Linked DNA regions of Homo sapiens: region 2 is linked to region 1. A link is a contact called in ENCODE Hi-C or POLR2A ChIA-PET data. All regions are on one chromosome and are shown on one strand. The core of a region is the stretch at or near the end of the contact, and the rest is flanking DNA. Distances in the headings are between cores, read along the strand shown.

The links. A loop is a pair of places that touch in the nucleus more often than their neighbours do. ChIA-PET counts read pairs that join two places held with the same protein, here RNA polymerase II (POLR2A). Pooled maps may share reads with other maps.
Region 2: a pooled map shows a loop between it and region 1 (5-fold over the local background). The contact joins the promoter of POLA1 here to the enhancer-like site in region 1. A Hi-C loop is called at or near these places in 1 of 168 maps with a recorded cell type or tissue (chondrocyte), 2 of 37 single-sample maps with no recorded cell type and 4 of 50 pooled maps. POLR2A ChIA-PET finds 5 or more read pairs at or near these places in 2 of 52 experiments (GM12878 and endothelial cell of umbilical vein).

The regions. Positions count from the first base shown.
Region 1 is chrX:24,239,501-24,244,154 of GRCh38, reverse strand. No RefSeq gene overlaps it. Among named protein-coding and RNA genes, the nearest start is that of SUPT20HL2, 72 kb to the left of the region's middle. RefSeq lists an enhancer at 1,345-1,424. Within about 2 kb of position 1,799, at least 6 of the 41 ENCODE cell types and tissues checked have a DNase peak (open chromatin) inside an H3K27ac peak, as active enhancers do; they include GM12878, where a contact is called at or near this core.
Region 2 is chrX:24,691,237-24,695,890 of GRCh38, reverse strand. POLA1 (DNA polymerase alpha 1, catalytic subunit) reads right to left here and starts at 1,973. Exons shown (of 37, transcript NM_001330360.2): 1 at 1,887-1,973. The coding sequence starts at 1,929. RefSeq lists enhancers at 1,712-1,801, 3,504-4,004 and a silencer at 1,992-2,151.

The DNA.
Region 1 (4,654 bases), core at 550-3,049:
ATTTTCACCTGCCAGATTGGAAAATATGACATTTTGGCAAAGATTGGGGCAAACAGGCAATTTCATTACTGCAGGAAGTATAAATTGGCACGGTCATTTTGGTGAGCAATTTGGGAGTGTGTCTAAGTCTTTAAAATGTTCACATGATTTCCCCTCCCCTCCCCAACATTTCCTGTCTTAGGTGTCTTCCCTAGAAAAGGACACTCTGACATGGACAAGCAGGCGGTGTTCACTGTAGCATCGTGTGGAAAAAATGAAAATCTAGAAACAACCTATAAGTCATCAGTGGGAAAATAAGTTTTCATTTTTTTATAGCTAAGAATTAACTAGATCCACATGTAGCAACAGGGATTTCAAAACTGAATGAGATGGTTGAGTGGAAAAAAGTGAGTAATGAAAAAAGTGAATGATATGGAAGGAGAGTATCATTGTTGCAAAAACAAACACATGTGTTTATGTAATTTTTTTTTTTTAGGTCTGGAAAGATTTACTCCAAACTCATAACTGAGGGTGGGGACAGGTGGGGAGGAGAGGGACCTAGATTGAGTTACTGTCAAAGAGGACTCTATTTATAACGTACTTATTTTCATAAGGAGAGTGTATTCATGTTATACTCTTGCAACAGAAAATTAATGATTAAAAAAAAAAATACATGTTCCTCTGGAAAGTGTACCTAACCTTCGAACACTCATTCACATGGTATATGATCAAGATTTACCTTTTGTGACATCTTTGCAGGACTACAGACTGAGTGGCCCCAGAAGCGTCCAAAAGTTTTCCCCTGGGAACACAAGGTCTAACAGGCTAAACGAGCAAGCACAGTAGAAAGTTTTTACTGAGGCTTATGAAGCCAAATTCAAACAGGAAACTTCTAAAGCTTTTGAAAATCCATCAGAATTAGTTTGGGCCCCTGAATTAGTTACCTACTGCTGCATAACAAATTATCCTAAAACGTAATGGCTCAAAACGACACATTTCTTTTCTCACAGTTTCTATGCTGCAGGAATCAGGGTCTCTCCCAGGGCTGCAATCAGAATGTTCACCGGGGCTACTGGCTCATCTAAAGGTTTCACAAGGGAAGGATCTGTTTGCAAATTCACTCACGTGGTTGTTGGCCAGATTCCGTTTCTCACAAGCTGTTGGACTAAGGGCCTTGGTTCCCCTGAGGGCGTCAGTTTCTTGCTGGTTGTTGGCCAGAAGCTGTTCTCAGTTCCTGGCCATGTGAACCTCTGCATGGGGTGGTTGACAGCATGGTAGCTGGCTTCCTCAGAACAAGCACGCAAGAGGCATCAGAGACAGTTTGCAATCAAGACAGAAGCCACAGTCTTGGCCAGGCGTGGTAGCTCATGCCTGTAATCCCAGCACTTTGGAAAGCCGAGGTGGGCGGATCACTTGAGGACCAGAGTTTGAGACCAGCCTGGCCAACATGGCAAAACCCTGTCTTCACAAAAAAATACAAAAATGAGCTGGGAGTGGTGGCATGTGCCTATAGTCCCAGCTATTAGGGAGGATGGCTTGAGCCCGGGAGGTTGAGGCTGCAGTGAGCTGTGACCATGCCACTGCACTCCAGACTCAGCGACAGAGCACGACCATGTCTCAAAAAAAAAAAAAAAAAAAAAAAGGTCACGGTGTTTTGTAACCTAATCTCAGATGGGACATCCCATCATTTTTGTCCTATTCTGTTCATTAGAAGCAAGTCACTAGTGTAGCCCACACTCAGGGGATCCAGGTCAGAAGCTGCCTGTCATAGCCTCATGGGAATTCTGTGTTCCGTTCCAGCTGTGTTAACATGGGGCTAGTGGGAGTGGGATAGGGGGAAGGGAAGGGAGGGAATACTCGCTTCCAAAAGAGTCCTGAAAGAGAATTTCTGATGTTGTCAGAGAAAATATTAGTATATCCAGTAGGTGGCACCCATCACTGTGAACAAGGGTCCCCAGCCCCTTGAGAATAGCACCTAACACAACAAACTCTGGTAATAAAGATTTAAGCAGCCAATCAAATATTCTTGTTAATAGGGAATTTTTGCGTATTATGCAATTGTTCTTTAAAAAATTATGATTAATTTCCGTTCTGTTACCATTCTAAGTGATTTAGATGATTTTCAAATTTTCTTGCAGATTTTGACACGTATGGTGGCAAATTATAACGACATGTAAGGTTTTTGCACGCAAGCCAGGATGTTTTACTAAGAGAACAGTCATTCTACACTAAGGGTCCCTTAAGTTAGCATCACAACTGATAAATTCAACATGTGATCATTTGTGCCTAACAAAATATACTTCAAAAAAACGTGGCTGCGCCATTCACAATGTACCAATTCATAACTTTTAAACCTTTCTTCATATGGCTAAAATATCTAGGTTGTTATTAAAGATAATCTAGCAGTGCTTTTCTACCTATTGTATGTGACTTATTCGTGGATCAAAATAACTTGGTGGATTTTGATAAGTAAATTTATATCACAATATTTCTTGGTAAATGGTAAAATGTACATATCCTAAAATATATCATTGTAATCACTTTAAGTGTACAATTCTGTGGCATTATGTATATTTAAAATGTTGTTTAGATCAGATGCGGTGGCTCACGCCTGTAATCCCAGCACTTTGGGAGGCCAAGGCGGGTGGATCACCTGAGGTCAGGAGTTCAAGACCAGCCTGGCCAACATGGTGAAACCCTGTCTCTACAAAAATTAGCCAGGCACAATGGAGGGTGCCTGTAATCCCAGCTACTCAGGAGTCTGAGGTGGGAGAATCGCTTGAACCCTGGAGGCAGAGGTTGCAGTGAGCCGAGATAGCGCCACTGCACTCCAGCCTGGGCAACAGAGTAAGACTTCATCTCAAAAAAAAAAAAAAAAAAAAGTTGTTTAAATATCACCACTATCTATTTCTAGAGCTTTTTCATCATCCCAAGCAAAAACTGTAGCATAGGCAATAGTTTCCCATTCTTTCTCTCCCCAGCCCCTGGTAACCTCTATCCTTCTGCCTCTATGAATTTGCCTATTCCAGATGTTTCATATAAGTGGATAATATATTATTTGTCCTTTTACATCTGGTATGTTTCATTTAACACAACATTTTCAAGGTTCATTCATGTTGTAACATGTATCAGAACTTTAGTTCCTGTTTTCAATTCTTTGGGGTATATACCTCAGATTGGAAGTATTGGATCATATGGTAATTTTTTTTTTTTTTTTTTTTGAGACAGTCTTCACTCTGTTGCCTAGGCTGGAGTGCAGTGGCATGATCTCGGCTCACTGCAATCTCCACCTCCTGGGTTCAAGCGATTCTCCTGCCTCAGCCTCCCAAGTAGCTGGGACTACAGGTATGCACCGCCACGCTCGGCTGATTTTTGTATTTTTAGTAGAGACGCAGTTTCACCATGTTGGCCAGGCTGGTCTCGAACTCCTGACCTCAAATGATCTGCCCACCTTGGCCTCCCAAAGTGCTGGGATTACAGGTGTGAGCCAGGCCGGATCATATGGTAATTCTATGTTTAACTTTTTAAAAACCACCATACTGTTTTCCACAGCAGCTGCAACGTTTTACATTCCTACCAGCAATATACAAGGGTTCCAATTTCTCTGTATCCCCATAACACTTGTTATTTCCATTTTTTTATAATAACCATCCTGGTGGGTATGAAGTAACATCTCATTGTGGTTTTAATTTGCATTTACCTAATGACTAATGACGTTGAGCATCTTTTCATGTGCTTTTGGTCCATGTCTAAGTCTTCTTTGGAGAAATGTCTATTTAAGTCTTTTGCCCATTTAAAAATTGGGTCGTTTGCTTGTACTTGAGTTGTAGGAGTTCTTTATATTTTTTGGATATTAAACCCTCATCATATGTATGATTTTCAAAACTTTCCCCCATCTTTTCACTTTCTTGATAATGTCCCCTGAAACATGCAAGCTTTTAATTTAGATGAAGTTCAATTTATCTATTTTTTCTTTTGTTTCTTGTGCTTTTAGTGCCATATTTAGATAAATGAATGTCTTCATGAAATACAATAGAAAAATCACAATGTGGCCAGGCACAGTGTCTCATGCTTGTAATCCCAGCACTTAGGCCAAGGCGGGTGGGTCACTTGAGCTCAAGAGTTCGAGACCAGCCTGGGCAACATGGGGAAACCTTGTCTCTACAAAAAAAATATAAAAATTAGCCAGGCATGATGGTGTACACCTGTAATTCCAGCTACTCAGGAGGCTGAGGTGGCTGAGGTAGGAGGATCATTTGTGCCTGGGAGGCGGAGGCTGCAGTGAGCTATAATTATCCAACTGCACTCCAGCCTGGGCGACAGAGGAGACCCTGACTCAGAAAAAATCAGACTGGGCGCGGTGGCTCATGACTGTAATCCCTAATCCCAGCACTTTGGGAGGCCGAGGCAGGTGGATCACCTGAGGTCAGGAGTTCAAGACCAGCTTGGCCAACATGGTGAAACCGTCTCTATTAAAAATAAAAAAAATGAGCCTGGTGTAGTGGCAGGTGCCTATAGTCCCCAGCTACTCGGGAGGCTGAGGCAAGAGAGTCGCTTGAACCCGGGAGGCAGAGGCTGTAGTGAGCCGAGACTGTACCACTGCACTCCAGCCTGGGCAACAGAGTGGGACTCTATCTCAAAAAAAAAAAAAAAAAAAATTCACGATGCCTTACAC
Region 2 (4,654 bases), core at 724-3,223, 450 kb before region 1:
TAATGCCAGAGCCTGGCAGAAGGCTTATACCTAGTAGGTATATAATAAATATTTGCTGAATGAACCAATGAATGAACCACTGTACCTGCTTTTTTGATCATTAAACTTTCCCTGGCCGGGCGCAGTGGCTCATGCCTGTAATCTCATCACTTTGGGAGGAAGAGACAGGTGGATCACCTGACATCAGGAGTTCAAGACCAGCCTGGCCAACATGGTGAAACCCTGTCTCTACTGAAAATACAAAAAATTAGCCGGTGTGGTGGTGGGCACCTGTAATCCCAGCAACTCGGGAGGCTGAGGCAGAACTGCTTGAACCCAGGAGGCAGAGGTTGCAGCCAGCTGAGATCACGTCACTGCACTCCAGTCTGGGCAACAAGAGGGAAGCTTTGTCTCAAAAATAAATAAATAAATAAAAATTCCCTGATCTTTTTTCATATATAGTAACAGCTAGTTACAGACCTTTCAACTTTTCACTGCCATTATCAAGGTGCCCTGCCTGCTAATACTGAAGAAAAAAAAAAGCCTACATTTTGTTTTTTGGAGTATGTCTCCAATGCTTCACGTAGGTAACTTAGCAAAAAAAGAATAAGCATGAAAAAAATCCAGCTACAAAGGTTTAAATATTTGTTTCAAAATTACCATCTGGAGTATCTCTATCCTCCCCAAAAGCAGACAGACACTAGCTTACAGCAGTCTTTCAGGTAACAATCCTTCAGTCTGCTCTAAAGGAAAAATTCCAGTCACAAGTCCCCAGCAACTACTTAATGAACACCATGACCTAAGAGGAGTCTCAAGATTGCACAGTATCCTCCAAAGTGATTTCCTGATGTTCATAGATGACGTAGTTTTTAGGATGAAGAAAGGGCTTAGTGGCAAATCACTGATAGAGGCCTGCAAAGACTGTTCGTTCACATACTTACACCCAACATCCTATCTGTAATCCAGGCAGGTCGACTCTCCAAAATAGTCTTAAAAAACGAACGGCTAGAACAAATTGAAATCTGTGACTCACAACTAGGTGAATGCAAAGGAAGCTGATTAGGAAGCGAGTTCTCATTAATGGTGATGTATCTGAATGACAGGAGAGGTGACGCTTGAGCTAACAAAGTGAAGCATCTGATTTTAAGTTAGAAGTTAACTGAAGTCACGCTTTAGTTGAACACTTAAAAAATCAGACAAATCTATTTGCATTTTTGTATTCTATTTTTGGAAATAAAAGACACCCCTGACAAACGGAGTGATATACAGGGGATCCGAAATGCCCTAAATTGATGCCATTTTTTTGAAACTTCACCAGGAATGACTAGATTGTGAACAGGATTTCTACGCAGCACTTGAAGAACTTTCCAAAGAATCTGAAAGAAAAATTGTTAATGCATAAAGTAGAAACCCATTACCTAAAAATACAAAACGCGTTATTCCCCGATGACAGCACTTAGAGCTTTCTTTCCTGCTTAGTTACAATGTATAAAATTTTCCTGGAAGTTCCTACAAAAAGGGACACAGATCTGTTCTGTTCAAGCCTTCAAGTGGATACTTAGGGAGATCGCAGTGAAATACTTTCGGCCCCACGGGGCCAGTCTCAATAAAGTTATACCCAGCACGTGGGTGCAACTCACCAAAAGAAATAGAAACGCAATCGACTGTGGAGACTCTCAGTGGCAGAGGTGAGACAGCCTCCCAAACAAAAATCCCTCCAGGCTCTGGTCCTCCAAGAGCAAACCGCGCCTAAAGGAAGCCCGGTCCGACGCCAGAAGGGCCCCCGCCGGGGACGACCAAGGTCTGCGCCCAAACAAACCCGGGTGTGCGCCTCCCTCAGAACCCCCACCACCGGCAATCATGCCACTGTCCCAACCCGGAGCCCCGCGCGCGGAATTGTCCCTCACCACTCGCCCCTATCTCACAGTCGTCGCCGTGCACAGGTGCCATGGTCCCGAATCTCCCGATTCCGCGCCAACCAGCCCAAAACTGGCGCGGGGGCCGAGACAGGCGCCAGCCTGAAAGCCAATCAGCGGCTCGGGAGGCTGCGGACTTCCGGCCGGAAGGCCACTGACGTGCCGCGCCGCGCCGCGCTCCGCCCCCGGCCTTCCCGCGGACGCGCGTTTGGCGCCCTGTGATGACCCCTTAGGGAAAAGCTAGAGCTGAGGGGAAGCCGGAGGAGAGCAGGAGAAAGAAGCGGTCGGGCGCTGGAAAGGAGCCGCCTGGAGACTGCGCAAGCGCACGCATGCTGATGGGAAAAGATTTGGGCGCGTGGGAGAAAGGGCGCTCTGGTTCTCAGAGCCCATTTTCCCGGAAAGGAGGCGCGGGCGGGCAGGAGAGTGGGCGTGGTTGGATCGTTTTCCCCAGAGCCGGGAAAGCGACTGCCTCCTGCTGCGCGCCCTGAATTTTGCCTGATAGTTTGCTTCTCAGCAGTCTGGATACAGTGGCTGTGTGATTAACAACTTAAAGATATATGCTCCGTCTTAACCAAATAACCAGAAGTAGCATTACCAATAAATGGCCATCTGATCTCATATGCCTCCTGATGTAATGCGTATGAAAAAGGAAAAACTTCGCCTATATGGTCTTCTTGCAAAAAATGTCTAACCTGAATCTAACCATGAAGAAACAATCAGATGTATTCAAAATGTAGGACAATCTACAAAACACCTGACGTGAACTCCAAAATTTCAATGTTATGAAAAACAAAAAGGGTATTCAATTTTTGTGTATGATACAATGGCTGTAATGTGTACATCTCATGTTATCTCTTTCCAAAAAGGTATAACATTTTTATTAAATAATGCCTGCCACACATTTGTATTTTTTCCTACATTATTGCCCACATGCTTATTGATCCCTTCTTCATGTGACAACAATTTTGTAATATTTTCTCCAAAGAGGATATAAAGATAATTCAATCTGTCTTCTAGCATGGTTGATCAATACTTGTTTCTTAATTTCTGATTGTTTAGAAAATGTCTTTCAGCTTCATAATCATTTAATATCATGTTATGTGATCCATATGTTGTGATACATAACATGTAGTAATTTACACTTAGACATAACTTCCTATTTAAAGTACTACGACAGATTTATTCCTACACTTCCCTTTTAAAAACTGATGGAAGTTTTATAGTTTTATTATCAAGCTTTTTCCAACCAGGAGAGAACCATGTTGGCTAGTCATTAATAAGAACCAAATCCTTACCTTAACAATTTCACAGCTGATTACTTCCCACATGCCCGGGTATAACTCTAGGCATTTCAAACCTCTTTTCTCTTTCACTACTGCTGTGGTCTGAATGTTTCTCTCCACATAAAATGTATGCGTTGAAACCTAATCACCAGTGTGGTGGTGTTAGGAGGTAGGGCCTCTGGGAGGTGATTAGGTCATCAGCAGGAACCCTCCCTCATGAATAGGATTAGTGCCCTCGGAAAAGAGGCTCCAGAGAGCTGCCTTGCCCCTTCTTCCATGTGAGAACAGAGCAATAAGGCACCATCTATGGACCAAAAAGTGGGCCTACCCCAAACACTGAATCTGCCGGCACCTTGATCTTGGAATTCCCAGCCTACAGCACTGTGAAAAATAAATTCCTGTTGTTTATTAGCCACCCAGTTTGTGGTATTTTGTTATAGCAGCCTGAACAGACTGAGACAATGACCCACATACTTTGTGGGAAAAGACCTGTAGGACACTTTCTCTTTTTGAGATGGAGTCTCGCTCTGTCATCCAGGCTGGAATGCAGTGGCACCATCTCGGCTCACTGCAACCTCCACCTCCCAGGTTCAAGCGACTCTACTGCCTCAGCCTCCCGAGTAGCTGGGATTACAGGCGCCCGCCACCACACCTGGCTAATTTTTGTATTTTTAGTAGAGATGGGGTTTCACCATGTTGTCCAGGCTGGTCTTGAACTCCTGACCTCAGGTGATCCACTCATCTCAGCCTCCCAAAGTGCTGGGATTACAGGTGTGAGCCACCATGCCAGGCCAGACACTTTCATACCATGATATGTCTTCTGGCCCTACACTTTCAGTTCAAAACTCCTGGTAAGTCATCACACTGGGGTAGAAATATTCCTGGAAGCTATTCCTACACCAAGAAGTCTATGAATAACAGCCCGGCGCTGTGGCTCACGCCAGTAATCCCAGCACTTTGGCAGGCCGAAGCTGACAGATCATGAGGTCAGGAGTTCAAGACCAACCTGACCAATATGATGAAACCCCATCTCTACCAAAAATACAAAAATTAGCCGGGTGTGGTGACAGGCGCCTGTAGTCCCAGCTACTTGGGAGGCTGAGGCAGAAGAATAGCTTGAACCCGGGAGGCAGAGGTTGCAGTGAGCCGAGATTGTGCCAGTGCACTCCAGCCTGGGTGACAGAGTGAGACTCTGTCTCAAAAAAAAAAAAAAGTCTATCAATAACTTAAGTATATATGGCTTAAGTATATATGTGGGTTAAGTGCCTTCGACCCACATAAATAGAAGAAATAAGCCCAAACTAAATGCAATATCAACTCCATTTCCCCATAGTGGAATCCCAAAATGCCTATGCCTATTTCACTGCTACTATGCAAGAAGCGAAGTGTATCAGAGGGACAGTTGGAGGTTCTCAAGAGCTGATTGTTAAATATTCCAGTATTTTGTAATCTCCATGTTAAACTGTTGGTAGCTTG